7 separate regions of the Homo sapiens genome follow, and all the other regions are linked to region 1. Evidence: chromatin loops called from intact Hi-C (ENCODE). Cell type or tissue: heart right ventricle. All regions are shown on one strand. Region 1 overlaps RASAL2 (RAS protein activator like 2). Region 2 overlaps LOC101928866 (a long non-coding RNA gene). Region 3 has its middle 9.1 kb from the start of FAM20B. Region 4 overlaps CRYZL2P-SEC16B (CRYZL2P-SEC16B readthrough). Region 5 has its middle 23 kb from the start of FAM20B. Region 6 overlaps CLEC20A (C-type lectin domain containing 20A). Region 7 overlaps RALGPS2 (Ral GEF with PH domain and SH3 binding motif 2).

Region 1 (4,000 bases):
AAAGATAAGGACTGGCTCTAGACCAGACACTTTTGTCACCTTTAGTTTGTTTTTGGGGCCAGTACCTCGAACACTGTAGATATTTAACAATTTCCTATATAGTTCTCTCTTCTATAACACTGCAATAATTCTTGAGACTATAGTTGTACTTCCTCAAAATCTATTGACTTTTATGGGTCAAAACTTGAAGAGCGAAAGGTTCCTAGAAAATTGGTAAAGACAATAGTCAGGCTGGGCGCAGTGGTTCATGCTTTATTCCTAGCACTTTGGGAGGCTGAGGAGGGCAGATCATCAGTGGTCGGGAGTTTGAGACCAGCCTGGCCAACATGGTGAAACCCTGTCTCTATTAAAAATACAAAAATTAGCCGGGCATGGTGGTGCATGCCTGTAATCCCAGCTACTTGGGAGGCTGAGGCAGGAGAATTGCTTGAACCAAGTAGGTGGAGGCTGCAGTGAGCCAAGATCACGCCATTGCACTCCAGCCTGGGCAACACAGCAAGTCTCTGTCTCAGAAAAAAAAAAAGAGAGACAACAGTCAACATATCATTGCAAATAATGAAAGCAAAGGAACTGAAAGAAGGTGACTCTAAGCCAGTTCAATTTACATAGAACTTGGATGTGAAATATAAATAGGCTATAAAATGGTTACACCCAGACAGGTTTTTAGTAGAATTTAGGCCCACACCTAAACTGGTTTCAACACATGTTAAAGAAGTATAGTGGAAATAAGATGAGAGAAAAATCTGACTTCTCCAAGGTGGCTCCTTGGAAAAAAGTACTTGCTAACTCAACTAATTTCTAGGAAAGCAACAACTATTACACAATAAAAAGAAAAATAAAAGATTCAAATTCTGCCCAAAAGGATTCAAATTCCAGCCAAAAGCTCTGGGTTCCACTTAGAAATGAAGAAAAAGGCAACCCCCTCCAAAATCCCAAACCAAACCATGATTTTAGAAAACACAAACAAAATTACAGAATTATCCATACTGATCACCATAGAGACAATAAATGATTTCATCTACTTATCAAATGTCAAAAGTCTATGGTTCACTAAGCAAATAATAACACAACAATATAAAGCACCAAAACAATTCCTACTTTTCAAATTGCTTCATTTTTCTATTTAATCTTAATTATGTTCTTTTAAAATTACCTGACCAGTCTGATTATTTAAATATCCATTATTAAAAATGAAAACATTTAACAGAATACATTTGGTAGGGAATGGGAGAAGAGCTAGCTGCTTTGATATTGACATTAACTCCTTTAGTATATAACAATGGAAGTAAGGTTTCTTTAGTAACCTTACTGGAAAAATGGAAGTAGGATTTCTCCCTTTTGTCACCCACTCCAACCATAGTCCAGCATATGACTTTTATGAGACATGCAAGATTAACTTAGCTAAATTAGCCTGATCTAATATTACATCATATAAGACAACACCAGTAGCTACCTGAACAAGACACATCTAAACCACTTAATACTAAGTTCCAACACATACTGCTCCCTTATGAACCTCAGTGCTTCAACAAGATCACCAAATACTCTCTCAAAATCTACAGCTGAGCAATAAACCCAGAAGCAACACATTATCCCATCTGCCTAGGACTAAACAGCAACCTTACTAGTGCTCACATAAAGTCTTTCTCTTTAAAATAACTTTGCTGTCAGTTGGTTATAAAGAACAGAACTCTCTAATGACCTCTAACTCTCGCTTAACGTGCCATTGATTTCAAAGCACTTACTTAACAGGAAATGCAGGATGTTCTGTTTTACTCAGTAACAAGTCCATAAATTATGGGATAAAAGCTAGGAATTTATTTCCTTTTCATAGTAGCTTACCCAGTTTAGTGGCGCCCTCTGGTGGGTACTCGGGAAACTGACCCTCGGAAGGGACACTGACAGTTCTCCTCAGGCATCGCCCTTTGGTGGAATCTGTCTGCTGCTCCTGTCCCCCTTCCACAGGTATCTAGTTAATCAAAAGCAAAAGATAAAACTTAATAGTGAACTCACCATAACTACGTTCTGATTGAATAATGGTTTTAGTCAAAGAAGACAGGAGTGTGTAACAAAGAGTAAGGCAGGAGAAATATAGAAATAAAGTATATACAATGGTAAGGTATTACCAACCCCTTCACAGTAAGCTTTCCTTTAAAAAGAAAACTGGGCCAGGTGCAGTGACTCACGCCTGTAATCCCAGCACTTTGGGAGGCTGAGGTGGGTGGATAACGAGGTCAAGAGATCCAGATCATCCTGGCCAACATGGTGAAACCCTGTTTCTACAAAAATACAAAAATTAGCTGGGCGTGGTGGCGCCCACCTGTAGTCCCAGCTACTTGGGAGACTGAGACAGGAGAATCGCTTGAACCTGGGAGGCAGAGGTTGCAGTGAGCCGAGATCACACCACTGCACTCCAGCCTGGTGACACAGCAAGACTCCATCTCAAAAAAAAAGAAAAAAGAAAACTGAAACATCAGGAAAGGTGGGCATGTAAATTAGCTAACATGAAGTATGTACAAATCATAACCAGGTGCGTACTTGCTCCTGGAGCTCAGAAAACAAAACACCCACACAAATAAAATGTTTTTCTATATCAGAAACTGGTTCACAAGCTCCAATTTTGTCCAATGTTAAATAAAATAAATGGAAATAAAAGTTGATCAGAAAGACTTCGCCTCAAAATTATCTTAAAATATTTCATTAAAGGTAGTAAGATCACCCAAATGTTCTTCAATTTTAGAGTTGAGCACTTAGACATAGTTAATAAATCACATTTTCAGTGGAAACTTGTATAGATACCAACATAAAATGGTATATTTTCTTCCAAAGGTAAGAGTGTTTTTATAATCCTAATAAACATTTTTTCTGACATAATTTCAGAAACATATCAAGCGGTTATTTGCATATCAAGTGGAATGAGAACTATGAATAGTAAAAAAAAATCTCTAATACTAATAACTATTTTAAGACTTACAAAGCAGGTTATCAATGTAGAGTAATGGGATGGTTCAAAGTTGTGGGTTTTTTTTGGTTTTGGGGTTTTTTTTTTCTGGTAATCCTAAGTATTCAGTAATGAGATTTTACTAGTAGCTTTTATCAGAATTAAGAATTGTAACATCCTAAATAGTTTGGCAGAGTATGTCATAATTAATCATAACTCCTAATTTATTATGGCTCCAATACTGTTTTCAATATATTTCAATAATGAAACACTGAGTTCTTACATGTGCAAGTCTAATGAGTTCATATGTGTGACATTATGAGGGAGACATTATTATTATCTCCTTTTAAGAGATGGGGAATGAATGATTTATTTCTTCAAATGATTATAATGGACATGTATTGCATCAATTGATCCAGCAAAAGTAGGACAGGTATAGGCTTAAGTGTACATGCCTTCTGCTTTGCTTCCGTAATCCAACTCCTGTGACTTGGGTCAAGGAGATGATGGCAAGGAAAACTCTCTCTCTGTTACTGAGAATCCGAGGAGCAAATTCCTAATGCCTCCATAGGCACTTCAAATTTTCATACTCCTTATAGGACCCCCAATTCTCCCATTTCCTTATTACCATAACTATGGTTACTCTTTGCACATTGAGAAATTGAAGGGCAGAAGAAATGTAAAATTACAAAAATAAGCTGAGGCCAAAAAATAGCATCAATAAAGACATGAAGTCTTCCAAAAGTACTCTGTAATATAAAACTTCACAAACAGTAATCTAAGTCATCTGTCCCTTTCAGGATGGAAATTTTATTATCTCTACTTAAATAATTAAAAGAGTATCACTGATAGGTTTAAATGACTATCTCCTATTAAAAAAGGCGAAACATATCCTGTATCTGCCTTAAAAGTGGGAAGAATGACAGTAAATTTGGAAAAAATAGTCTGGTTCTTTGAAGAAATAGTTCAATCTAAATAAACATAACTATTTGATAATAGTTCTAAAAATGCCTATTATTTTAAATAATAAAGGTCTAAACCATGCAGAAAAAAAGTAGT
Region 2 (4,000 bases), 210 kb before region 1:
TTACAAGGTCCAAAATCCATGAAGTCAGTAGCTGGGTTTGGTGGTGCACGCCTGTGGTCCCAGCTACTTTAGAGGCTGAGGTGGAAGGATTGCTTGAGCCCAGGAGGCCAAGGCTGCAGTGAGCTAGGATCACACCACTGCACTCCAGTCTGGGCAACAGAATGAGACCCTGTCTAATTAAAAAACAAAAAACAAAAAAGAAGAGGAAACCTACACTGGACACTCAAACAGAATGAAATCTCCTAGCAAATGTGAACTGGAAGAGTTAGGATTAGGGTTAGGGACTCACCTCTGTGTCACCTGAATGGCCAGTGGGCTGGAGCATTGAGACAGAGACTGGAATAATGATCTGGTTTGTCCAGGGCTTTCCCGTGCAATAGTTCCAGTCTGTCCCAGTCCCAGTCTAACCCAGTCTCATTCTGTGGAAGGCCCTGCAAACCTCCCTCCCCACCACAGGCTTCTGCCCTTCTGCAGCACAGAATGTGGGTCTGGTCTACACTTCTCTTGCTGTTCTAAGCCCTCTGAGTAGCACTAGGGCCCAACCAAGTTGCCTCAGCTTTGCCAGCCCCTTCCTGAGGGGTGGGCCCTGCTGCTGTCTTCTTGGCTGAGAATCCATAACCTTCTTCAGCTGAACCTTTGTGTCCAGCCCCATGAAGCCACCTGAACTTGATTCCTGCCTGGAGATGCCAAATGCTAGGCCCCACCCACCGAACATGGCAATGACTCAGATTGAGCCAAGTTTTTCAGAACCCGGAGATACTGACTGCTGGTTGGCATCCAGTGGGGTCAGCCTGGCCATTGACTCTTTTACATCTGGTTTACCTCCTTCCCTTGAACGTTCTGCCCCCGAGGTCATTAGGACCTCAGAGCTGAGTCCATGTGAACATTGGCCCAGAAAGTTTGAATCCTCTTCTCTTGGTAGGGGTTTGGGCCTAGGCTGGAGACAGAGCATTTCTCTCTCTCTCTCTTTTTTTTTCCTTTTTTTAATTTAAGACAGAGTTTCACTCTTTTCACCCAGGCTGGAGTGCAGTGGCATGATCTCAACTCACTGCAACTTCCACCTGCCACGTTCAAGCTATTCTCCTGCCTGAGCCTCCCAAGTAGCTAGGATTACAGGACCCCATCACTATGCCTGGTTAATTTTTTTTTTTGTATTTTTAGTAGAGACGGGGTTTTACCCTGTTGGCCAAGCTGGTCTCGAACTCCTGACCTCAGATGATCCGCCCACCTTGGCCTCCCAAAGTGCTGGGATTATAGGCATGAGCCACTGCGCCTGGCCTAGAGCATCTCTTACCTGGGGCTGTGGGGTGGTGATAAAAGTGAGGGAACTTGTAAAGCCAAGAGTCACGTAGAGAGCTGAGGTCAATGTGCTCAAGAAAACTGGTTAAGTGGGTCTCCAAACAGAGAAGCCAAAGGCAGATCCTGAGAGCTCTGGTGGAGAGACCCAGGGGAGATGAGAGAAGTGAGGGAACTGATGCTAGCATAGACATAGCCAGCCTGGGAGGTTCTCCTGGGTGACTGAGTGGTGAGTAGGGAGCATCTGGGTGCATTTAAAGACTAAGAATTAGGCAGTTTCCAAGGTGGTTTGCTCCTTTCTTCTTGTTACATCACTGAGCCCTGTGCAGGGCTGTGGATTTTTTCTCTTGTTGGCAAAGAGCATTGGTAGAATGCTCATAAACAGGCTGTGTGGTTTTCTAGAACTTGAATTCAATGGATTCTATTTTCCTCTCGCATTTAATGCCAAAATATTTTTCTTCTCTAGTTTAGGTTTAACAAAGTTAAACAATATACATCCAGATCCACGTTGATATGCTGGACATAAGATTGGGTTGTGTTTAGCTCTGAGTCACGCCCTGAAGAAACCCCTGCGAGGCATCCTGTTTGCCTCTGTGAGTGGAGCGAGGGAGCCAGCTCCCTGAATCAGCCCATCTCCGAGGTGGCTCCGAACATTGTTGCTGGAAGCTTAGAGTCCAGCCTTATTCTCTAGTCCTTCCAACAATTAAACCAGCTGAATGTGGATTCTCTTTGCAACTGAGAACCTAACTGACAGAGCTGGCCGCATGTTCCTGGTCATTGTAGATCTTTGGGGATGCCCAGGTGTGCAGAGGTAACTCCTGGTTGGTGACCCATGAGGACACTTCCTATGCAAACATCAAGGATGTCTACTTCGTGCCATGTCGTGAATTCTCAGGGTAGGTAATTTCGACTCGTGGCCATGAGCAAAAGGAAGCCCGATGTGTTTCTGTTTAAGCCTCTCATGATTTTTTTCCACAAATGCTCTCACTTGGCTGGTTTTCTGCAGCCAAACATCAGACCTTTTACTGCACCCAGACACCTGGGACAGCCTTTTCCTCACAGAGGGTTGAGGTATCCTTATCTTATCTGCTCACCCAGCATGCACTTTCACCAGCAGCCCTGCTTGTGCAGTGAGCAGCCAACAGAAGCCTGCTTCCTGACGCTTCCGGCTCCTCCCTACATGGGACTCTGAGGTGTTCTTGAGCCATGTGACAAACCAACACTTCAAGATGAACCCTCTGGGGCCCTGGACTCTGACTTAAAGCTGAGGAAGAGGCATAAGTGACATTACTCTTCTGGGTGGCAACATGTGTGAAAATTGCCCTCTAGGGAAAGACAACTTGGATTGAATCAAACGCTAGAGCAAGCTGCACTCATTTGCCAAATCCCCTAAACACACATGTGAATTTATTTGTATCTAATTATTGATTAAACCCCATTGATCCCCTTCTTGTGCCCTCATCCCTCGAAAGACCATGATGATCATCCAGAGAAACCCAGCCAGAGAAACACGGATCCCGGGGCCTGCCTGGCTCTCAGCCCCACAGCTCGCTGGCAGGCCCAGGCTCCGGGCCAGGCTGGCTCTTAGCAAGCAGCTCTAGTTCAACATGCAGGTGACACCACACCCATTCCCATGTTCATTCAGCACAGGCTTCCTGAGCATCTACCATGCGTCAAGCACTCTGCAAGGCACCAAAGGCACACAGGTAATTAAGACATGGTGCTGGCTCCTGGGAACTCACCATCCATGAGGCTCACAGAGGCATCATTTGACCATTTTAGCACAAGATGGTAAGTGTGATGCTTGCGGTAGGCTCAGGGAACTGAGGGAGCCCAGAGGAGGAGCACAACCCAGCTACTGGGGCTGGGTCTCTGCCATGTTCATCTGGACCTCATTCCTGGCCTGGTGAGCTTCCCAATACCCCAGCTCCCCAAAATCCTAACTCCTCTGAATCCTAGCTCCCCTGAATCCTAGCTCCCCTGAATCCTAGCTCCTCTGAATCCTAGCTCCCCGGAATCCTAGCTCCCCTGAATCCTAACTCCCCTGAATCCTAGCTCCTCTGAATCCTAGCTCCTCTGAATCCTAGCTCCCCAAAATCCTAGCTCCTCTGAATCCTAGCTCCCCTGAATCCTAGCTCCTCTGAATCCTAGCTCCCCTGAATCCTAGCTCCCCTAAATCCTAGCTCCTCTGAATCCTAGCTCCTCTGAATCCTAGCTCCCCTGAATCCTAGCTCCCCTAAATCCTAGCTCCTCTGAATCCTAGCTCCTCTGAATCCTAGCTCCCCTGAATCCTAGCTCCCCTAAATCCTAGCTCCTCTGAATCCTAGCTCCTCTGAATCCTAGCTCCTCTGAATCCTAGCTTCTCTGAATCCACTGCAGGAGCCAGGCAGGGCCACTGAATGCCAGGCTTTGCCAGTCCCATTGCCTGCCTGAGCCTCTGAAGACGGCACACCCCCTCCGCTCATCATGGGGAGCTCCTGTCCATGCTGGGCCCTGGGGGGGCAGTGTGCCCCTGTCATATCAAATGGCTCTTTCTTCTAGCAGAGACCATGCTCACCTGTCCCAGCAGGCATGCTGCATACCAAATCAGCCCTCTGTCTGCTCCACTGGCCCAAGAGCACCTTTGCCTGGCCTTGTCACTGCACACAGCAGTTTGGACTGGACGGAAATCTACACATCCTCTAAGACTGTTGAACAACAAGGT
Region 3 (4,000 bases), 720 kb before region 1:
TTGACTGATACAGATTTAATGCTATGGAATGAGTGTGTCCCCACAAACTCATAACTTAATGGTATATCATGAACAACTTCTACATTATTACATATTTTTACTACAACATTTTCTTAAATCACAACATTTTTAAAAGATCTTTGGGGCCGGGCATGGTGGCTGACGCCTGCAATCCTAGCACTTTGGGAGGCTGAGGCGGGAGGATCACCTGAGGTCAGGAGTTTGAGACCAACCTGGCCAACATAGTGAAACCCCGCTTCTACTAAAAATAAAAAAATTAGCCAGGCGTGATGGTGGGCACCCATAATCCCAGCTACTCGGGAGGCTGAGGCATGAAAATCGCTTGAACCTGGGAGGTGGAGTTTGCAGTGAGCTGAGATTGTACCATTGTACTCCAGCCTGGGCGACAGAGTGAAACTCAGTTTCAAAAAAAAAGATCTTTGGTATTCCATGCTGAGGTTATACTGAGGTTTGTTTAGCTGGTTCCTTTTAAGTTAGACATTTAGGCTGCTTACATTGAGACTTTTTACATAAAGGTCATAGGGCAGAGAGGCATAACAGAGATGGAGGTGTTCTCCCAGGACCCAGGCACATGTGACACAGAGGGAACTTGTCACAGATACAGCACAGTTCCACTCCAAGGGCTCCTGGAGAATCCATAAGCAACTGGAATTATCCTCTTTGATGATTCATCCAGATGTCAAGGGCAGAACACCCTCTGGCCTTCTTAGCTAGCTGCCTGCTAATCAGCAGCTTACTCAAGAAAAGGCAAAGTTCATTATCTTTCACACGTCTGCAGTTTTTCATTTTTCTCCTTTCTCCTCTTTTCCTATTTCTTATTTTGGCTCTGATATATGAAATAAAGCTATTTTTGGTTTCCCTTGTATTCAAGTAAATGGTGCCCTAATAATTAACCCTATGTCTTTGAATTATTCTTTGATACTATTATACACAGTCTTTCTGTGATCATTCTTGTAGCAAATTGGTGTGCTTATTCAGGACTGTGTTCCATGGCACTAACTTCTGGTGGATGCTGTGTGACTGTATTGCCCTATCTGACTCTAGCCCACAATGTGAAGGAAGGCAGCTTTCAGCATCACAGGTTATAAAATGCACCAAAGAATGACATAATGACACAGAAATAAATATAGAATGCTCAATGAAAAGCTAAGTACTGGAGAAACTTACAAGGAAAATGAAAATAATTCCAGCCCTGCAAATCTTACCTTCCTCCATACGCAAACACAGACTGGCAATTCACAAGTAAATGCAAGGTTTTCAATATCCAACAGTTTGTAGTCATGAAAAAAAAGTCAAAAGTAAAACACTCCGTACAGTGCCTTTCCTTGTCCTTTTTAAAGCTCAAAAGAGGCTCAAGCAACAACATTCTCCTTCTGAGTTGAAACCAACAGGAGCTGAGGCTGCCCTGGGACAGTGGCCCTTTTATGAACTGGGAGTGAAGACCGGGCTTATTCACAGGACTTGTGGGGCAGTTGGACCACACCCTTTCTGGGCTGCTTGCCAGTGTGTGGTTTGGGCTGGGCCTTGATGGGATTGCTGATCTCCAGAGGGCAACATGGGGTGTGCATTTGAACCAGCCTTCCTTCGGGGAAGCTTTAACGTCAACTATGAGATGTGGCTCTTGATAGATTTTCAATCCCCATTTCCTGAGCTGCTGCTGCATGCTGGGCCTGGGGACAATAAGGACACCTTGCTGGCCTGTGCAGGATCCCAGTCCAGTGGGAAGATTGACACATAGGCCCAGAATCACAGTAAAATTCTGCCATCATTTGTATAACAGACATCTACTGGTCAGCTCTTTTTGCCAGCTCCACGATTCCAAAAGAGGAAGGGTTTCGTAGAGGCTGTCTGGTTGGAAAGGGGTAGCTAGGGCACTAGATGGAAGCAGTTTTTTCATAGATTATACACTGCAGCCTATAAATATAGCAAAGTTTTCCAAAGGTGTTTTTATTCATGTACATATGATTGAGAAAATGTTTCTCAGTTTCCATGTCATTACATATATTGCCACATTCTAAAATTGTTTTTCATATTTGATTATTACTTGGGGTAGTAGGGGAGGCACTAATAGATGGTAAGAGGCAGATACATTCTCCCTAAACCACTCCTCAGGCTGCATTAGGTACAGAGGATGCCATCTAACACTGCCTGCGCAGCAAGCAGGGGCTTGCGATGCAGGTGGGGAGTCAGCAAGCAAATGCAAAATACAGTACAACTTAGCAAGTGCTGCTCATGCATCTGCTTAATGGCTCATTCTTTTAGTGTTTATTGAGTGCCTACTGCAGCCAGCCACAGTGCTGGGCCCTGAGGGTGCTCCTTCTCTGAACTCACAGGGCAGTGAGTCCTAGGGGTAGGGTTGCCTGATAAAACACAGGTGGTCCCATTAAATTTGAATTTCAAGAACAATTTTTTGGTATAAGTATGTCCTATGCAATGTTTTTATTTGTTAAGTCTCACAACCCTCCCAAGGAGAGACCATAAAGAATGCAGAATGCTCACAGCCGGGCACGGTGCCTCACACTTGTAATCCCAGCATTTTGGGAGGCCGAGGCAGGTGGATCACCTGAGTTCAGGAGTTTGAGACCATCCTGGCCAACATGGTGACAGCTGTCTCCACTAAAAGTACAAAAATTAGCCTAGCATGGTGGTGCACACCTGTAATCCCAGCTACTTGGAAGGCTGAGGCAGGAGGATCGCTTGAACCCAGGAGGCAGAGGTTGCAGTGAGCTGAGATTGCGCCACTGCACTCCAGCCTAAAAAAATTAACCTGGCACGGTGGCACGCACCTGTAGTCCCAGCTGCTTGGGAGGCTGAAGTGGGAGAATCGCTTGAACCTGGGAGGTGGAGGTTGCAATAAGCCGAGATCACACTACTGCACTCCAGCCTGGGTGACAGAGCAAGACCCTGTCTCAAAAAAAAAAAAAAAAAAAAAAAAAGAATGCAGAGTGCTCAGGACACGGAGGGTTAGGAGGAACTCCTCAGGTATCTGCTTACTTGGCATCCCCTCAGCAAGGCCGCCATGAGTGTCTTATCATTCTGCAGCCCTTCACCTTAATCATTCTGAAATTATACAGGATGATATAGCAAGGATTATCAGTCTTGCCCAGATGAATGTACTCCCCAAGAGCAGGGTCCTTAACTGTCCTAATTCCCAGCACATAGGTGGGGCATAACTACTTGTGGAATGAATGAATGTTCCTGGGGCAGATGAATGGAGGGCACTGTGGTCAGGAAAGGCTTCACAGAGAGGTGGATTGGAGTAGGGCCTAAAGAAAATGAGGGGTTTACTAGGTGGACAGAGGGGAGGGAAGGACACTCCAGGCAGAGGGATCAGTATGAACAGAGACATGGAGGAGTGGAAGAGCCGGTGGCCAGACTTTTTTTTTTTTTTTTTGAGACAGTGTCTTGCTCTGTCACCCAGGCTGGAGTGCAGTGGTGTAATCTTGGCTCACTGCAACTTCCACCTCCCAGGTTCAAGCAGTTCTCCTGCCTCAGCCTCCTGAGTAGCTGAGACTATAGGCATGTGCCACCATGGCCAGGTAATTTTTGTATTTTTAGCAGAGATGGGGTTTCACCATGTTGGCCAGGATGGTCTCGAACTCCTGACCTCAGGTGATCCACCCGCCTTGGCCTTCCAAAGTGCTGGGATTACAGGCATGAGCCACCGTGCCTAGCCCCAAGTGGCCAGGTTTTATAGGAGTGTTGAGGACGTGTCTGGGAAGGAGTAGGGATCAGGAAAAGCAGCAAGGGCCTGGCCAGGTTCTTGTGTGCCTGCCTAGGTAAGGAACCAAGGGGTTTTTAGGAGGAGGGGAATTGAAGAGGTGTGGGGTCAGAGCAGAGAGGGCATCACAGAAGCTATCCGCCTAGCAATGGTCTGGGCAAGAGAGCCTGAAGGTCTGAAGCAGGCAAGGATGAGATCATTTGCGGGTATTTAGGAGAAAGAATCAGTAGAACTTGGGTGTAGAAAGTTCTACAAGCC
Region 4 (4,000 bases), 270 kb after region 1:
CCCCAGCTTAGCATTGTACGTGGCTCTTAGTAGGTGCTCAATAAATACTCTAAAAATGAAGAAATGAACAAATGAATTTTCACCAGAATTATCATTGGTCCTAGCCATTCATTCCCTTTCCTTGCTGGATATTGCCCCAGTTTTGTTTCTTCACTGAAGGATCACAGACATCTGTTTGCAGCTAAAACTTTCAGCCTCACAGACACATTCCCAATAAAACCTAATGCCAGGCCGGGCATGGTGGCTCACGCCTGTAATCCTAGCACTTTGTGAGGCTGAGGCGGGCGGATTGCCTGAGCCTAGGAGTTCAAGACCAGCCTGGGCAACAATGGTGAAACCCTGTCTCTACCAAAATACAAAAATTAGCCGGACGTGGCGGTGTGCGCCTGTAGTCCCAGCTACTCGGGAGGCTGAGGCAGGAAAATTGCTTGAACCTAGAAGGCGGAGGTTGCAGTGAGCCAAGATCATGCCACTGCACTCCAGCCTGGGCAACAGAGTGAGACTCCGTCTCAAAAACAAAACAAACAAACAAACAAACAAAACCTAATGCCAAAGGATCAGAGAGAAGAAGAGTGTGGATTTCTTAGCAGCCCTCTGCCTGATTTTTGTTCCCAGTCTACCCCTAGATCCTGCACATGTGGACAAGTGACTGATTTTTGTTGTTGAAATTTATTTAAAGGGATGTAAGTATAGCTTAGCATGTATATAGTACATGTACATTTTATACAGATATATATCATGAAAGATAGAGTGATTGCAAATAGTTACCGTGTTTTGTTTTCAGGGTGTTTGATTGTATCTCGACAGTTAGAACCATTTCCTTCTGTTTATATTTGCTGAAATACTGGTTGGGGGGAAGATGTCATACACAATTGAGTTATTCCCCTGGCAGCTCAAGTAGGAAACATCATCATTAATTCAGAAATTTCAGAGGTGAAAAAGGAAAGGGCAGACAGCACCAGTTCATCCAGTTGAGCCAAGTACTGTCTGAATAAACACAGTTCATGTCCTTGAGGGCCCTACAGGCCAGCAGAAGAGACTTGAAAACAGATAAATAAATAGGATGAACATTGTCACTGGGGTGCTATAGGAGGTCCCAGTGATTAGGGTCAAAAGTACCTGTGTACCTGTGATTCTCTGTGCTTTTGCACATTCTTGAAATTTTCATTTGTGTCATGGTAAGATTGAGACTGCTATAGCTTCCCAGGTTGTGATGGTGAAATCTTATGTTTACTTTCCTGTGCTTTGAGTATAACACCTTACCTCTCTACCTGCATATGGAGAGGAGGAGGGGCACCTAAATCCTCAGCTCCGAAAGCTGTTGGAATAGCCTGTCGATCAGTGTTTTCTCATCTCCATGGTGTTGTGTTTTACAGATAACCTAATCTTTAAACAATATGTTTTTAGGAATGGACTTTTCTGGGACAGTATTGGAGACAGGCACAGATGTCAGGACAGTTAAAGAGGTAAATTAATTGAAGTCTAGGGAATCAATGTATATGTAGCTATGAAAAATATGCTAACTTCATTTGTAGCCAAAGGGTCTTGCTTCTACTGGCTTTTGCCTGCAGACACCAAAGGGAAACCTAACTAGAAAGGTAAGAAACAAAATTCTTTCTGGGGAAAGGAAGTAATTGGAAGTTCCTGGCTTCATTAAACTTTTCATTATGAATAAAAGGCGGCACCTCAGTCTTTAACCAAGAGGACAGAGAATTTGATTCTCTTGTGAAATTAAGAGTGGGCTTCTAATTCAAATCAACCTTTCCCTTACTCTCTCTCTTCGTCTCAAATGTGCTCACTCAAATTGGCTTCACAGCCTGGTGGTGGTATTGAGAGAGTTATTATTTTATTTACTAAACAGTAACTCTGAATAATTAAGACCAACCTGTGTCTTATGGAGTCAGAGATGTGCATTTTTTTTTCTTTTTTGATTAATTCAGGAAAAGGAATGCAAGGTCATACATTTGCACATATCCTTAATGGTATGTTTCCTTTAGGGAGATAGAGTTATTGGCACAAGAAACTTTAATTGTATGGCTGAAGAATGCGTCACTGACCAGAAGGTATCTGTACCACTCAAGATTAATGGTTGAAGATGTTTTTTCTCCTTTGTTTTTCTTTAATTTCCACCTATCCCTCATTCCTGTCTTCCCCTCTCCCTCTTTTTCTTTGTATTTATTTGGTCATGTCTTGTTTCTCAGCTAAGCACTTCATTTTTTCAAATGTTAAACTCCTTCTCTTCATTAATGTGACAACACTTTGCACAGAGCTTTGTTTGCATTGAGTGTTTTAATGAAGAACAACATTTTGTTTTCTGAGTCCTTGAGCTGGCTGTTCATTTGGACTAGGTAGTTTTAGTAGAAAAGCTGGTTTTGGGCATTGAGCTGGATGTAATGGGCTTCTCCCAGACACAAAGCTTATGAAAGAGATAGCCCTGGGAATGGAGCCAGCCAGGGTAGTCTAGCATGGTTGTGCAGGGTGTGAATGGTGCCCCCTGGTGGTGGACAGTACACAATTGTCCCCACCAGCTTTACTGAGGTAAAACTGACATACCAGACCATTCACCCATCACAGTACAGTGATCTGTGTTCCATTCTCTACCTGTTGGCTCCTTTCTGAGCCAGATGCTAGCCTTGGGGTTTTGAAGTCTGATGCATTCAAGTTCTGAAATCTGCTACAGCTTGCTTAGTTTTGACTTCCACTGGGCTTGGTTATGGGCAAGTGATTCCCTTTACAAATCAGTCACTGAATCAAATCCTAATATTTACTGAGCAGCCTTTACGACTTAGGTACATACACTCAATCTGTAAGTCACTGTTATCTCTTTTTTAGGACCTGTGGCAGATTCCAGAAAAGGTCTCCCTATAAGAAGCTGCTGTCCTCCCTATAACTTATGGCACTGCGATTTTTGCTCTTGAGCATTGGGCCCGTACCCAGCCTGGGTAAGGACTGTGTAGATGACAGAAGGCTAGAAAGTACCCTTCTCTTGATATCAGAAGTGTCCGACAAGGCCATGCCCCACCTCTTCCCTTCCCTTCCCTTCCTTTTGGCTGAGGAAAGGCCAAAGGGAGGTAGCCACTTGAGATTGGGGTTTTTTGACTGTGAGGACATCCTTCTGTCTGAGAGGAGATGATAGGCTGTGAACTTGGCCATTGTGAATTGGAGAAATACCTCTCTCAAATGTGACCGCCCTGGAGATCTCATAAAAGTATTAAAGTGTAGATAGTTGGTTTATTTAAACCCATTTCACTCTGAGTTTATTAGAGGCCTATGGTATTTGTTTCTGTGAGGCCTTGTTGAGTGTGTCAGATGGGACATTTCAGGAGAAAAGGTGCTGAAGTTTGACTCTTTACCTGGAGCATACGTACTACTTCTTGATCTTTTCAGAGAGGTGAGACTCAGAATTGCTTCAGAGAGGTGGGTTTAGTTGAGCAGTGGCCATTACATGCTCATCACCTTGTAACATTGGGCAGTATCTAATATGAGAAGGATTTTAAGATAGAATTTCTGAAGAATAAATTGGAGTGGTAGCTCAAAGGAAGGGTTGCCACTGATATGAGGGAGAGGCTACCTAGAGAGATTCAGGAATATTTTTCCTGGGAGGTCTTCAAAACTGAACCCAATTAGCACTAATCTAGAAGTCACATCCGTAAGCTTACAGGGTGGAGAACAGATGTATATGAAGGTTTGAATGAAACGACCTCTAACATTCTTGCTTTAAAATGTTCTGTTTCTAAAATATTTGTGAAATCATATTACTGGTTGACTTCTGAAGGTTTCTGAAGTAGCATTCATCTTTCTTTGGCACAGAGTTGTTTTAGTGACGGCAGCAGCTGGAGCCACAGGCCTTGCAGTGATGTAGCAACAAATGTTCTTCAGGCCAAGGTTATTTGTATGTTAGAGTCACCACTTACAAAAATCATAACTCCAGTTTTCAAACATATATTTATTCAAACAATATATTCATTCATTGATTAAAAATCATGTGCAAGGCACTGGG
Region 5 (4,000 bases), 700 kb before region 1:
TTTAAGACAAATCCCACCTATCATTATCATTTCATCCATTTCTTTTTCCTTTTTTTTTTCTGAGAGGGTCTCACTGTGTCACCCAGTCTGTAGTACAGTGGAGCAATCACAGCTCACTGTAGCCTTGATCTCCCCAGCTCTGGTGATCCTCTCACCTCAGCCTCCAGAGTAGCCGGGACTACAGGCACGCACCACTACACCCAGCTAATTTTTGTATTTTTTGTAGAGACAGGGTCTCACTATGTTGCCCAAGCTGGTCTCAAACTCCTGGTCTCAAGTGATCCTTGGCCTCCCAAGGTGCTGGGATTACAGGTGTGAACCACTGTGCCTGGCCCGTTTCACCCATTTCTTTCTTTCTTTCTTTCTTTTTTTTTTTTTTTTGAGACAGAGTGTCGCCCTGTCACTCAGGCTGGAGTACAGTGATGCGATCTCTGCTCACTGCAACCTCTGCCTCTCAAGTTTAAGCGATTCTTGTGCCTTAGCCTCCCAAGTAGTTGGGATTACAGGTGTGCATCACCATGCCTGGCTAATTTTTGTATTTTTAGTAGAGATGGGGTTTTGCCATGTTGCCCAGGCTGGATTCAAACTCCTGACCTCAGCTGATTTGCCTGCCTTGGCCTCCCAAAGTGCTGGGATTATTTGCATCTCTAACAGATAAGACATGACCTAATCATTCTCAAAGGGGTTAAGAGTACTTCCGGGAGGCAGCAGCACCTAAGCTGAGGCCTGGAGAGGAAGTAGCCTTACCACCCGGGTGAAAGATACAGGAGGGGGCCTTGGGGAGGAAGGAGAAAAGTTTCAGATCAAAGGAAGTTTGGTGGCGGTCAAAGGTGAGGGGAACATGGTGTGTTTAGCACCTCTTTACTCACCTGTGGTCTGTGGACCTGGAAGATTCATACTACCTGGGAGCTTCTTAGAGCTTCAGAACCTGGACCCCCAAACCAGGCTTGGTGAATTGGAATCTGTATTTTATCAAAATCCCCTGGTGATTTGTTTACAAATCAAGGTCCTCCACATCTGAGAGGCTGGCTGTTTAGGGAACTGCCTATAATCTCAGCATTTTGGGAGGCCAAGGCATGGAACCAAGGCTGAAGTTCCATGTCACAGGAGGGAAGAATGGCGAGTGATGTGGCGAGAGCAAGGGGTGAGGTTAGGGAGGTCTGTGAAGCCAAGACACACATACCATTTTTATCCTGAGACCAGAGAAGAGTTGCTCAGTTTTGAGCAGTGGGATGCAATTTGCCTTGAGGCGATGGCTCTGCTACAGCGGGGAGAGTGGATTGAGCTGGGGGAGAAGGAAACAAGTTAGGTTTTAGTTCCTTTAGAAGCTGCAGGTTGCACTTTGGAGCCCAGCGGCCATGGTGTATTTTTATCATGTTCAAACCCCAGCTTGGCTTTTCACACACTGAGTGGCTGTGACTTAAGACACAGCTATTTAACTTTTCTGAGCCTCTCCTTCCTCATTTGTCCTAGGCATGGCACCTTCTTTTTATGAGACCTCAATCACAGCGTCAACAAAAAAACGAATGTCCAGAATGGAATCTGATTTTGATGTGTTAGGAATTCAGATGGAATCAGAAATGCTACAACTGGCTGGCTCTATACCGACTCCTAGCCCAGATGGCAGAACTCAGGCCCCTTTCCTTCTACACAGCTGTGTGGTCAGAGAAAGAGCCCAGAACTGGGGCTTAGGAATCCAGCTTCTAGAAAATTCAGCTCAGTGCTCCACCTAACCTGAAATCTCCGCAGAAAAGCAGCTCCACTCTCCAGCCCTCCATGCACATTCCATACCTGCCTGCCTGCCTGCCCCTGCTTAGGCTGTCTCCTGCACCTGAAGTGCACGTGTGCATGCGCGTGTTTACTCCACATTATGTTTGGGACACTGTGCTCAGTGCTTTGGGTGAGTGAGAAACACTCTCTTCTTACCCCATCAAAATCCATCCTACCCTTTGAGCTCATTTCCTACACGCCTTACCCATCTGAACTCAAATGGCCTGTGAAGTCATACCCCAGAGTTGAGAGCACCTGGTGGGGACATTTCGCCAGGGGAGAACGAGTCAGCAGGCCCTGATAGGGCCAGGTCCTCTCCCCAGGGTCTTGTGAAGTGAGCAGGGACAGAGCAAGGTCGGTCAGGGAGGGCCTGCAGGGGTCGTTTGGCCAAAGGACCGTGCCGGGGCCTTTCCTCTCTCCCCGTGCTGCACCTCCAAACATGACCACACGGGGTCAGTGTCCTTTCATGCTTGAGTTGGTGACCCCAGGGCTCTCTCTGCAGGGTCTTTCTGCCGAGTTGTAGCTAATTGTACAAAAACTTCCCCGAGGCTGGGAGCAAAGTAATCTTTTACGCCAGAATGACCCAAGGTCAGGGTGAAGAAGAAGAGCAGCAGATTGTTTTCACAGTCATGTTGTTTCACTGAGAGGGGCCCCTGGAGCCCTGCATGGATGCCCTACACAGGCCGGCTCAGAGCTCTCTGGCTCATTAGTAAGCACTCATTCGGGCAGACGGCTGGGGAGGCGGGAAGGCCAGCCACAACAGGGAAGACGTCTGAATTCCGCACACTTAAATCCCTCTGGAACATTCAGGGGTCCCAATCCACAGCAGACTATTCCTGCTGGTCCTGTTTTTTGTTTTTGTTTTTGTTTTTGTTTTGGAGATGGGGTATTGCTCTGTCACCCAGGCTGGAGTGCAGTGGGATGATCACAGCTCACTGCAGCCTCGGCTTCCCAGGCTCAAGCAGGCCTCAGCCTCCCGAGTAGCTGGGACTGTAGGCATGCGCCACCATGCCTGGGTTTTTAAAAATTATTTTTTGAGATAGGGTCTTGCTCTGTCGCCCAGGCTGAAGTGCAGTGGCACCTTCTTGGCTCACTGCAAACTCCGCCTCCCAGGTTCAAGCGATTCTCTTGCCTCAGCCTCTCGGGTATCTGGGATTACAGGCATGTGCCACCACGTCCTGCTAATTTTTGTATTTTTAGTAGATATGGGGCTTCACCATGGTGGCCAGACTGGTCACAAACTCCTGACCTCAAGTGATCCTCCCACCTCGGCCTCCCAAAGTGCTGGGATCACAGGAGTGAGCCACCGCGCCTGGCCCCATGCCTGGCTTTTAAAAAGTTTTTCTAGAGGCGAGGTTTCCCTATGTTGCCCAGGCTGGTCTTGAACTCCTGGGCTCAAGCAATTCTCCTGCCTTGGCCTCCCAAAATGCTGAGATTATAGGCATAAGCCACTGTGTCTGGCCACCAGTCCTGTTTTTAAAGTCTACAGCAGACTCAGCCTCAAGTACTGCTGCTGGTGGTTGAGACCTCAGCCCAGGCCACAAGGGCCAGGGGCTCACCCTTCACAGGAGGGTGGTGGGTACTGACACAATGGCCAACCACCCTGCCAGGCAGGACTTTGCTGGGGGAAAAGTCCCCAGAGGTCTAATCCAGCAAATGCATGTCTCACTGGCTCACCCACCCTCCTGCTCCCCAGAGAAGCAAAGAGTTCCTCAGCCTTATGTTGTTGATGGCTCTCAGGGCCTGAGATGAGGGCTGGGATGCGGACTTTGGAGAATGGGCTAGGGACCCTAGAGGCTGCTGAGGGCCAAGAATGGCTGTTGGTATAAATCCCTGGGCCCCACACCACAGTCCAGGCACAGATCAAGTTTTGTGAAGTCTGAAGCTTATATAATTTGGAGATCTCTTCAAGAAAAATAACACAAAATAAAAAAATACAAAGTTGAATATAAAAGTAAATATTTAGAATGAGAAAATAGATGACATCAAGTTATAAATTTTTAAAGGCTGACAAATACCACAAACATCACAAAATCCAGAAAATTCACGTTTTTATTAACTGATACACTTCTATAATATTTTTCCATGTGCTTCTGTCTGCCTACTCTTTGATGACCGCTTCAAATGCCAACAATTTTGTAGTGCCATTTTCTATAGAAATAATAGAAAGATAATTTAGTGTTTTTTCCAGCATAGTTGATCAAAAATTTCTGTAATATTGCTATAGGTT
Region 6 (4,000 bases), 190 kb before region 1:
GCTGCTCTCCTTCTGCGCAGCAGGTGAGGCCCCCCAACCTGGAGGAGGGTGCCTGGCTCCATGCTCCCCCGGGCTAGAGGCTGAGGGAAGGGGGCGCACCCCTGAAGTTCCCAGATTTCCAGGTTGGAGGGAGGCAAGGTGGAAAGAAATGAATGCTTTTCAACCCTCAGAACAGGGTTGGGAAGGGAGCTTCGCCCTCATCGCCCCTAACCAGACAGTACTCAGCCAGCGTCCAGAAGGCAGCAGTCAGAAACAGTGCGGCTCCAGCAGCTTTCTTTCTAGCGGGGCTAAGACATTCCTCAAAGAGACGGCCGCGCAGGTCACTTCAGAAGCATGTGCAATGCAGGGAAGGACATCACCGGGGTGTGGACAGGGACGGGCGTTGTGGGGGTCTGTGGACCAGGGGGCGGCAAGGGTTCTCGGAGAAAGGGAGCCGTGGGTGAGCCTGAGGGGGAGAAGGAGCCACCAAGAAAGCCAGGAAAAGCCCTGGCTTGGAGGGTGGCGGCTGCTGATGCAGGTGGGAGGGGAGGGCGCAGGGCCCCATGGCTGCGACCCACATGGCGGTGGGTGGTCAGGTTTTAGGCCCTCTGGCTGCAGAGTCGGGGCGTGTGGGGACTGCCGAGGGTAGAGGGGTCTTGGGCCCAGGTGTCGGCAGGCAGGCAGAGAAGGGCTAAGTTCAAGGCCATGGAACTGACTAGAGGCTCCCGGGTAGGGCTGGAGAGGCCGGCGGGAGGGGCGCCCTGCATGGGGCTGGGGTGCCAGGGGTGGACACCGTCCTAAAATCAATTATGCGGGCCACAGCCAGTCATTAAAAAAATAAGCAGAATGCTTTTCTCAGTGACAGGAAGCATCCTCCCCTACGGTGGGTGTGAGGAGCTTGTTCTCCTTGGCAAGTGCCTCCTCAGCCCTGGCCCCTGGCTTCCATGCCACGGCCTGTGCCCAGCTCTCCAGTCTCATTCTCCTCTCCTGGGGCATTTAGCTTGAAGGGTTCCTTGTGGCCCAGACCCCCAAGGTCCCAGCACCAAGCCCTTCATTCTTCTCTGCCTCCCTCCATAGGCAGGGCCTGGGCAGACAGAGCAGCCCTGGACCAACCACATTTACTGGGACCAAGAGGGTGGAGTCAAGGAAGGAAGGAACACAGATCTTGGGGCTTGGGTTGGCTTCCTGGGAGACGTTTGATTTGCTCATTAGTTCCTCCCTCTCTTTCCTTCCTCCCTCCCTCCCTTCCTTCCTTCCTTCTTTCCTTCCCTTCTCTTCCTTCCTTTTCAATACATTGAGCCCTTGTGATGTGGCTGGCATCATGCTGGGCCCTGGGAATATAATGAATGAGGCTCGTTCTTTGCTCCTAAGTTGCCTATACCAGGTGATACAGACAGACAAGCAAAAAGGTCTCTTCCCTAAAAGCTTTTAAAAAATCCTGATGCTAGTCCCAGCAGCAGATCTTTGCTTTAGGGTGGGCCTGGAAATTGGTATATTTGAAAAGCTTCCTAGGTGACTCCAGCTTGCAGCTCTGGTTATGAGCCCCAGATGGAGGGGCAGTGCCCTGCCATGGATATGGGCCTGGAGCTGAGAGCCTGCCCAGGGTACTTGAGTCTGGGCTGTATTCCTTCCCACTGAGTGACCTTGGCTGTGCCTCTTTAACTCTCTGTGACTTGGTTCCTTCATTTGTAAAACAGAGTGCTATCTTAGGCAGCTGGAAGAATTCCTTGAGCTGATGGCACATGGCGGGTGCTCAGCAAGCATTGTCTATTGTTATCAAGCACTAACAAAGGTGCACTGCAGCATGTAGGAAAGGCACCTCACCTTTTCTGTAGAAAGGATGGGGCAGAAGAGTGAGGAGTTAGCTGGGCAAAGGGACTGGGGAGATGAGGGAATGGGAGAATAGGAATCGTGGATTGAGGGAGCTGGAGGAGGTGGCCGGCTCTTCAAGAACAAGAGAACAGCTTGTGCCAAGGCTGGGAGGTAGAGCTGGATATGACTGGTGGGCCAGCGGCGAAGTGCAGAGTGGGCGGGAAGAGGCTGGGGAGGCCCACCCGAGTGTGGCTGAAAGCTCTTTGAGGACTAGGGGCTGGGGTGGGGACAGCCATGCTATGACAGCCTCTCCTGTTCCAGCCCTGCAGCTGGTGAGCAGTAAGAGGGACTTGGTTCTGGTGAAGGAGGCGCTGAGCTGGTACGACGCCCAGCAGCACTGCCGGCTGCACTACACAGACCTCGCTGACCTGCAGCCAAGTGGCCTGTGGAAGCTCTACTCCCTCATGACCAGCACCCCGGCTTGGATTGGCCTCTTCTTCGACGCAAGCACTTCTGGCCTGAGATGGTCCAGCGGCTCCACCTTCACAGCCCTGGAGTGGGGCCAGAAGCTACCTGAATTTGGGGTGGGCTTCTGTGCCACGCTGTACACTTGGCTGAAATTACCCAGCATAGGGGCTGCCTCCTGCACAGCCCAGAAGCCCTTCCTCTGCTACTGTGGTGTGTTCACATTCATATTTCAGGCTTGGTCTTTCCCCCAGGGGCCTCACTCTGTTGCCCAGGCTGGAGTGCAGTGGTGTGATCATAGCTCACTGTAACCTCCAACTCCTGGGCTCAGGTGATTCTCCTGCCTCAGCCTCCTGAGCAGCTGGGACTACAGGTGCATGCCACCATACCTGGCTAATTAAAAAACAAAACAAAACAAACAAAAAACCAACCTTAATAGAGACAGGGTCTCGCTATGTTGCCCAGGCTGGTCTCAAATTCTTGCCTTCAAATGATCCTCCTGCCTCAAGTCTCCCAAAGTGCTGGGATTATAGGCATGAGCCATTGGGCCTGGCCCAGGGTTGGTTTTCAATAGCAAATGACGGGGCAGGGAGAGACAGAGAGAGAAGCACCCTTTCAGAGGATAACTGGTCATGACTTTACTCTTTTTGCCACATCACTTTCTCTCTGTGGCCTCTATTTCTATCTCCTCTGCACCCCTATTCGAAGACCTCAATAGAAAAAATGGGTGTAAGTCAGGATAGAATACAAATAAAATTTGGAAATTTCCTTTCTTTCCAATTAGGGATTTGGGGGAAGGAGAAAAAGAAAGGGAGCCAAGAGGGAAAGACAGGCTGGGGTTGGGGGGATGCATGTGTACCTATGCAGAAGCAAGAGCAGAATTCACTGTCTTCTTCTCATGAAGCACAGGTGGATGGTTAGGGTCTCAGAACTGGGCAGGAGGGGAGCGGCCACCCTCTGGGAGATCCCCTGCTTCCCGCTAAGTGGGCAGTGGGAGCCAACTCTTCGGGCATCTTTGCGGGAAATCCACCATCGGTACGCCATGCGCAAGGCTCCAGCTGTTGGAGAACAGCAGCCCCCTCCTTGTGCTCCACCGGGCCCCTCTCTGTCCTGGCTGCCGGTGCCTCCGACTCCTGTCTCGTTGCTGTTGGGAAGATCATACGTGGGCTGGTTGTGGCGTGCACAGCACTTGCCCGGTAAGAGTGTCACTTCCTGCTTCTCCCTCTGTCAGCCAAGGCTCAGTCCAACTCTGTGCCATCCTCACCTCTCAAATAGGGTTATGGAGGACCAACCTCAACATGTGCCCAACATGGCCACGTGGTGCCTGCCCCGGGACCTTGAGAAGTAGCAGGTGGTGGCTGCCTAGATTTAAATGCTGGGTTCCCAAGGGAGTAAGGAGATTCCCAGGGGTGGTGAGTGTGCCTGGGACCAGGAGGCCTGCAAAGGGAGGGGTGTGCGTATGGCGTTGTCTCCCGCTCCCCACACTGTCCCCACACTCCACCAAGATGGGTCCTGACCTCTCTCCAGCTCTGCACCTCTGCTGCTAGCATGTGGGGTCAAGTCAGCGCTGTCTCTCCTCTGGGTCTGCCCTTGACCCCTAAAATCTGTTCTCTACACAGAGTGAGCTTTTAAAAAGGTAAATCAGGTCACTTCCCTGTAAACAAAAGAATCAGGAGGACCTGGCAGCACTTAGAATCCTGTCCTCCTTTAGCCATCAGGCCTCGCCTCCCCTCTTCGGCCTCAT
Region 7 (4,000 bases), 450 kb before region 1:
TTGACACAGCAACCCATTACTGGGTAAACTTTCAAAAGAAAATAAATTGTTCTTACCAAAAGACACACGCACTCATATGTTCATCACAGCACTATTCACAATAGCAAAGACATATAAAATCAACCTAGGTACCCAACAATGGTGGACTGGATAAAGAAAATGTGGTCCACGTACACCATGGAATATTACGCAGCCATAAAAAAAGAATGAAATCATGTCCTTCGCAGCAACATGGATGCAGCTAGAGGCCATTATCCTAAGCAAATTAACACAGGAACAGAAAACCAAATACTGCCATGTTCTCACTTATAAGTGGGAGCTAATCAATGGGTATTTGTGGACACAAAGATGGCAATGATACTGGGCACCACCAGCAGGAGTAGTGAGGGAAAGGGGGAAGGGTTGAAAAACTAACTACTAGGTAACATGCTCACTACCAAGGTGATGGGATCAATCATACCCCAAACCTCAGCATAACACAATATACCCAGGTAACAAATCTACTACACATGTACCCCATGAATCTAAAATAAAAACTGAAATTATAAAAGAAAAAAAATCACACATGCATTGGAAAAAAATAAAAAGAAAAAAGGAAATGTGACAAAATGTTAAAAACTGGTGAACTGGCCGGGCACTTTGGCTCATGCCTGTAATCTCAGCACTTTAGGAGGCCAAGACAGGCACATCACCTGAGGTCAGGAGTTCAAGACCAGCCTGGCCAACATGGTGAAACCCTGTCTCTACTAAAAACACAAAAATCAGCCAGGCATGGTGGCATATGCCTGTAGTTCCAGCTACTCGGGAGGCTGAGGCAGGATAATCACTTGAATATGGGAGGCAGAAGTTGCAGTGAACTGAGATTGCACCACTGCACTCCAGCCTGGGCAACAGAGTGAGACTTCGTCTCAAAACAATCAAACAAACAAACAAACAAAAACTGGTAAATTTAGTAGAAGGTATATAGGAGTTCTCTATTTTAAATAATTTTATATGTCAACTTGACTGAACCACAGGATGCCCAGACATTTGGTCAAACACTATTCTGGGTGTGTCTTTGAGGGTATTTCTGGATGAGATAAAAACCTGGATTAGTAGACTGAGTAAGGCAGATTGCCCACCCAATGTGGCAGACCTCATCTGTTGAGGGTATGAATAGAACAAAAAGGCTGTAAGAGGGAACTCTGCCTGCCTGAGTGCTTTAACTGAACATTGGTGTTTTCCTCCCTTTGGACTCAAGACTGAAACAACAAAACTCTTCTCAGGTCTAGAACCTGCTGGCTTTTGGACTAGAACTTATACCACCGGCTCTCCTGCTTTTCAGGCCTTCACACTCAGTCAGGAATTACATATTAACTGTTTTGGGTATCCAGCTTACCAATGGCATATCTTGGGACTTCTCAGCTTCTAGGATCATGTGAGCCAATTCCTTGTAATATATACTATATAAGAAATTATATAGTGTATGTAATTATATAAGGATTATATATATAATAAAATATATATACACATCCTATTCATTCTGTTTCTCTGGAGAACCCTAATACACTGTAAATTCTCCCAAATTATACAGAAGCTCCTCAACTTAAAAACCTTCAACCTGCAGGCTGGGGCACGGTGGCTCACACCTGTAATCCCAGCACTTTGGGAGGCCGAGGCGGGCGGATCACGAGGTCAGGATATCAAGACCATACTGGCTAACACAGTGAAACCCCGTCTCTATTAAAAATTAGCCGGGCGTGGTGGCGGGCGCCTGTAGTCCCAACTACTCGGGAGGCTGAGGCAGGAGAATGGCGTGAACCCAGGAGGTGGAGCTTGCACTGAGTCAAGATTGCGCCATCACACTCCAGCCTGGGCGACAGAGTGAGACTCCATCTCAAAAAAAAAAAACCTTCAACCTGCAAATTTTCATAGAAACCAACAAAGCTACACATCCAATAGACAGTACAACTCTAATGCAGGTACTGTTATAACTGAAGTGTTTTACGGTTTTTTCTTCCTGCTTAAAGCACTTGGTACATAAGTATCTCTAACTCGATTCCATAATAAGACAGAGACGCTTGGTCTCAAACATTTTTGTTTGAGTATTACGGTGAACATTACGCTACAACATAAATTTTAAAAGAAAAAGTACAACTGTTACCACCAACAGATGGCGTTAGTGATCACTTGTTTAGCATCAATCTGGACTTGAGACAAAATGAGCCGAGGAACAGCTTTTTGGACCTAAGCTCATATATCCATAAATTTTTGCCTCATGCTAATAATACAGATGAATATTATTTAGGAGATGGAAGATATTTTAGAGATCTCAACTTAGGGTGCATTTCAAACCCCCAGGTCTTCTCTAATTTTAATATTTGACTTGTCTCAGGGCCCATGTCCCACCCCCAAATACCATAGAGAATCATGGCTGTAGGAATTCATTGTAAAGTGATGAGAAAGTGTTGTATCTTTCAAATGTGTAAGAATGAAAGAATACGAAGGCAGGAAAAAAAAGGACAAATTTGCTAACCCACTGCTTTGTTCCAATCCTGATTTTACATAAGACAACATCAATCCAATGCCAAGGTCATGTGATCTTGCCAAGTCCACATAACCAGTATGGCACATTCAGTGCCTCGTATTCAGTGGACTACCAGTAGTTCAAGTACAGTACAGAGGGCAAATGTAAACAGAGGTGGGAAGCATCAGGAACTGAGTCTGAAGAAATAAAGGGCAATGTTTGTCACAATAACAGAAAAGCCTGGACTGTACACAATGAAAAGGCAGAGTCCATATTAATGAACTATTAAATTGTATCTTACAAATTCCATTCAGGATACATACATAAACAGAAAAAGAGAGAGAGAAAGACCATACTGAATTCAGAAGTCTCAACAAATGGATACCTAAGCAATGACTTCCCCTACAACAGACCCTTGGTATCAGTTTATTAAGTATTTTTTCCAAGGCAACTTGAAAGATTTCCAAATTGGAGAATATTACTATGGCATATAAAACATTAAAGTATAACTATTTTTTAACTCCTTCAGACCTTTAATGATTCTAAGAAGATTGAAATAATTTATACTTATTCACATTACTATATAAACTGTAAAGCTGACTCATATGCACCATGAATTTAAGCCATCACGAAATGTTACATTTTACTCTTTAATTTACTCTAAATTCTTCCTTCTACAGCTATTGCTTTTTGCTTCTCTTTGATCACCAGCAGTAGGAGTAGCTGCAGGAAGATAGTGCTGGCAACAAAAGCTACTATGGCCAGGCAACATGGCTCACACCTGTATCTCACCACTTTGGGAGAGGGAAGTGAGAGGGCCACTTGAGCCCAGGAGTTTGAGACCAGCCTAGGCAACAAAGTGAGACCCTCCCCCCCGCCACCAATCTCTACAAAAAAAAAAAAATTAAAAATTAGCTGGGCATGGTGGTTCATGCCTATAGTCCCATAGTCCCAGCTACTTGAAAGGCTGGGGTGAGAGAATTGCTTCAGCTTGGGAGGTCAAGGCTGCAGTGGGCCAAGACTGTGCCACTGCACACTAGCCTGGGCAACAGAGTGACACCCTGTCTCAGAAAAAAAAAAAAAAAAAATTACTACACAAATAGTAGAGATTAGCAAATCAAACTGAGATTTACCTACTAGGTAGCAGACTAGGACCAATCTGGGCTCAGTAAATTACAAATTGTCATATGCCATGCATCCTCCCTGTCATTCATGGGATGGAATAGTGAGAACCCACAATTATAAGTGTTAATTTGTGAAAGCCAGGAATCTATTCTATCAGCAACCGACTAGGAAAAAAAACGTTTTTTGCTCTAATAGTAAAGATCCCTCTGGTCTTTTAAAAGTAACAACACCTATAACAACATAAATATTTGCATAGCGACTTGTAGCTTACCCACATACTTTAATTTCACCAGAAGGATTTCAAGAAATGTTCTAGTAAATTTATGACCTAGTTTTTCATCAGAACATTTTTATTAAGAACTGAGAGTA

The links. Peaks named below come from ENCODE experiments on the same cell type or tissue, not always from the same donor. Only the 100,000 strongest peaks of a DNase experiment are listed, where the experiment ranks them.
Region 2: a loop joins it to region 1, with 4 times the contacts of the local background. A loop is called at or near these places in 81 of 110 quality-filtered maps.
Region 3: it touches region 1 in a loop (6-fold over the local background); 27 of 110 quality-filtered maps call a loop at or near these places.
Region 4: a loop joins it to region 1, with 4 times the contacts of the local background. A loop is called at or near these places in 9 of 110 quality-filtered maps.
Region 5: it touches region 1 in a loop (4-fold over the local background); 27 of 110 quality-filtered maps call a loop at or near these places.
Region 6: it touches region 1 in a loop (2.9-fold over the local background); 79 of 110 quality-filtered maps call a loop at or near these places.
Region 7: a loop joins it to region 1, with 5 times the contacts of the local background. A loop is called at or near these places in 25 of 110 quality-filtered maps.

The regions. Positions count from the first base shown.
Region 1 is chr1:178,297,961-178,301,960 of GRCh38, reverse strand. RASAL2 (RAS protein activator like 2) reads right to left here. Exons shown (of 18, transcript NM_170692.4): 3 at 1,843-1,969. Among named protein-coding and RNA genes, the nearest start is that of CLEC20A, 200 kb to the left of the region's middle. In heart right ventricle, CTCF peaks have their summits at 1,652 and 1,866 (motif pointing left); a DNase peak (open chromatin) is centred at 1,880; H3K27ac peaks cover 425 bases.
Region 2 is chr1:178,505,242-178,509,241 of GRCh38, reverse strand. It overlaps LOC101928866 (a long non-coding RNA gene), which reads left to right. Exons shown (of 6, transcript XR_001738307.2): 4 at 2,080-2,192; 5 at 2,942-3,087. Among named protein-coding and RNA genes, the nearest start is that of TEX35, 5.9 kb to the left of the region's middle. In heart right ventricle, no CTCF peak of the experiment used is centred here; no DNase peak of the experiment used is centred here.
Region 3 is chr1:179,014,751-179,018,750 of GRCh38, reverse strand. It overlaps a transcript of FAM20B not described here. Among named protein-coding and RNA genes, the nearest start is that of FAM20B, 9.1 kb to the left of the region's middle. RefSeq lists a cis regulatory region at 1,290-1,801. In heart right ventricle, no CTCF peak of the experiment used is centred here; a DNase peak (open chromatin) is centred at 1,510; H3K27ac peaks cover 1,389 bases.
Region 4 is chr1:178,030,493-178,034,492 of GRCh38, reverse strand. It overlaps CRYZL2P-SEC16B (CRYZL2P-SEC16B readthrough), which reads left to right. Exons shown (of 32, transcript NM_001356506.2): 4 at 1,408-1,466; 5 at 1,998-2,063; 6 at 2,833-2,942. It also overlaps the pseudogene CRYZL2P. Among named protein-coding and RNA genes, the nearest start is that of CRYZL2P-SEC16B, 5.5 kb to the left of the region's middle. In heart right ventricle, CTCF peaks have their summits at 2,294 and 2,497 (motif pointing left); a DNase peak (open chromatin) is centred at 2,472; H3K27ac peaks cover 1,981 bases.
Region 5 is chr1:179,001,086-179,005,085 of GRCh38, reverse strand. No RefSeq gene overlaps it. Among named protein-coding and RNA genes, the nearest start is that of FAM20B, 23 kb to the left of the region's middle. RefSeq lists a silencer at 2,051-2,150. In heart right ventricle, CTCF peaks have their summits at 1,994 and 2,207 (motif pointing right); a DNase peak (open chromatin) is centred at 2,215; H3K4me3 peaks cover 661 bases.
Region 6 is chr1:178,492,923-178,496,922 of GRCh38, reverse strand. CLEC20A (C-type lectin domain containing 20A) reads left to right here. Exons shown (of 8, transcript NM_001395331.1): 1 at 1-23; 2 at 2,113-2,469. Among named protein-coding and RNA genes, the nearest start is that of CLEC20A, 2.0 kb to the left of the region's middle. In heart right ventricle, no CTCF peak of the experiment used is centred here; DNase peaks (open chromatin) are centred at 2,222 and 3,392.
Region 7 is chr1:178,751,728-178,755,727 of GRCh38, reverse strand. The region is part of intron 1 of RALGPS2 (Ral GEF with PH domain and SH3 binding motif 2); the gene reads right to left. Among named protein-coding and RNA genes, the nearest start is that of RALGPS2-AS1, 27 kb to the right of the region's middle. In heart right ventricle, CTCF peaks have their summits at 1,952 and 2,152 (motif pointing right); no DNase peak of the experiment used is centred here.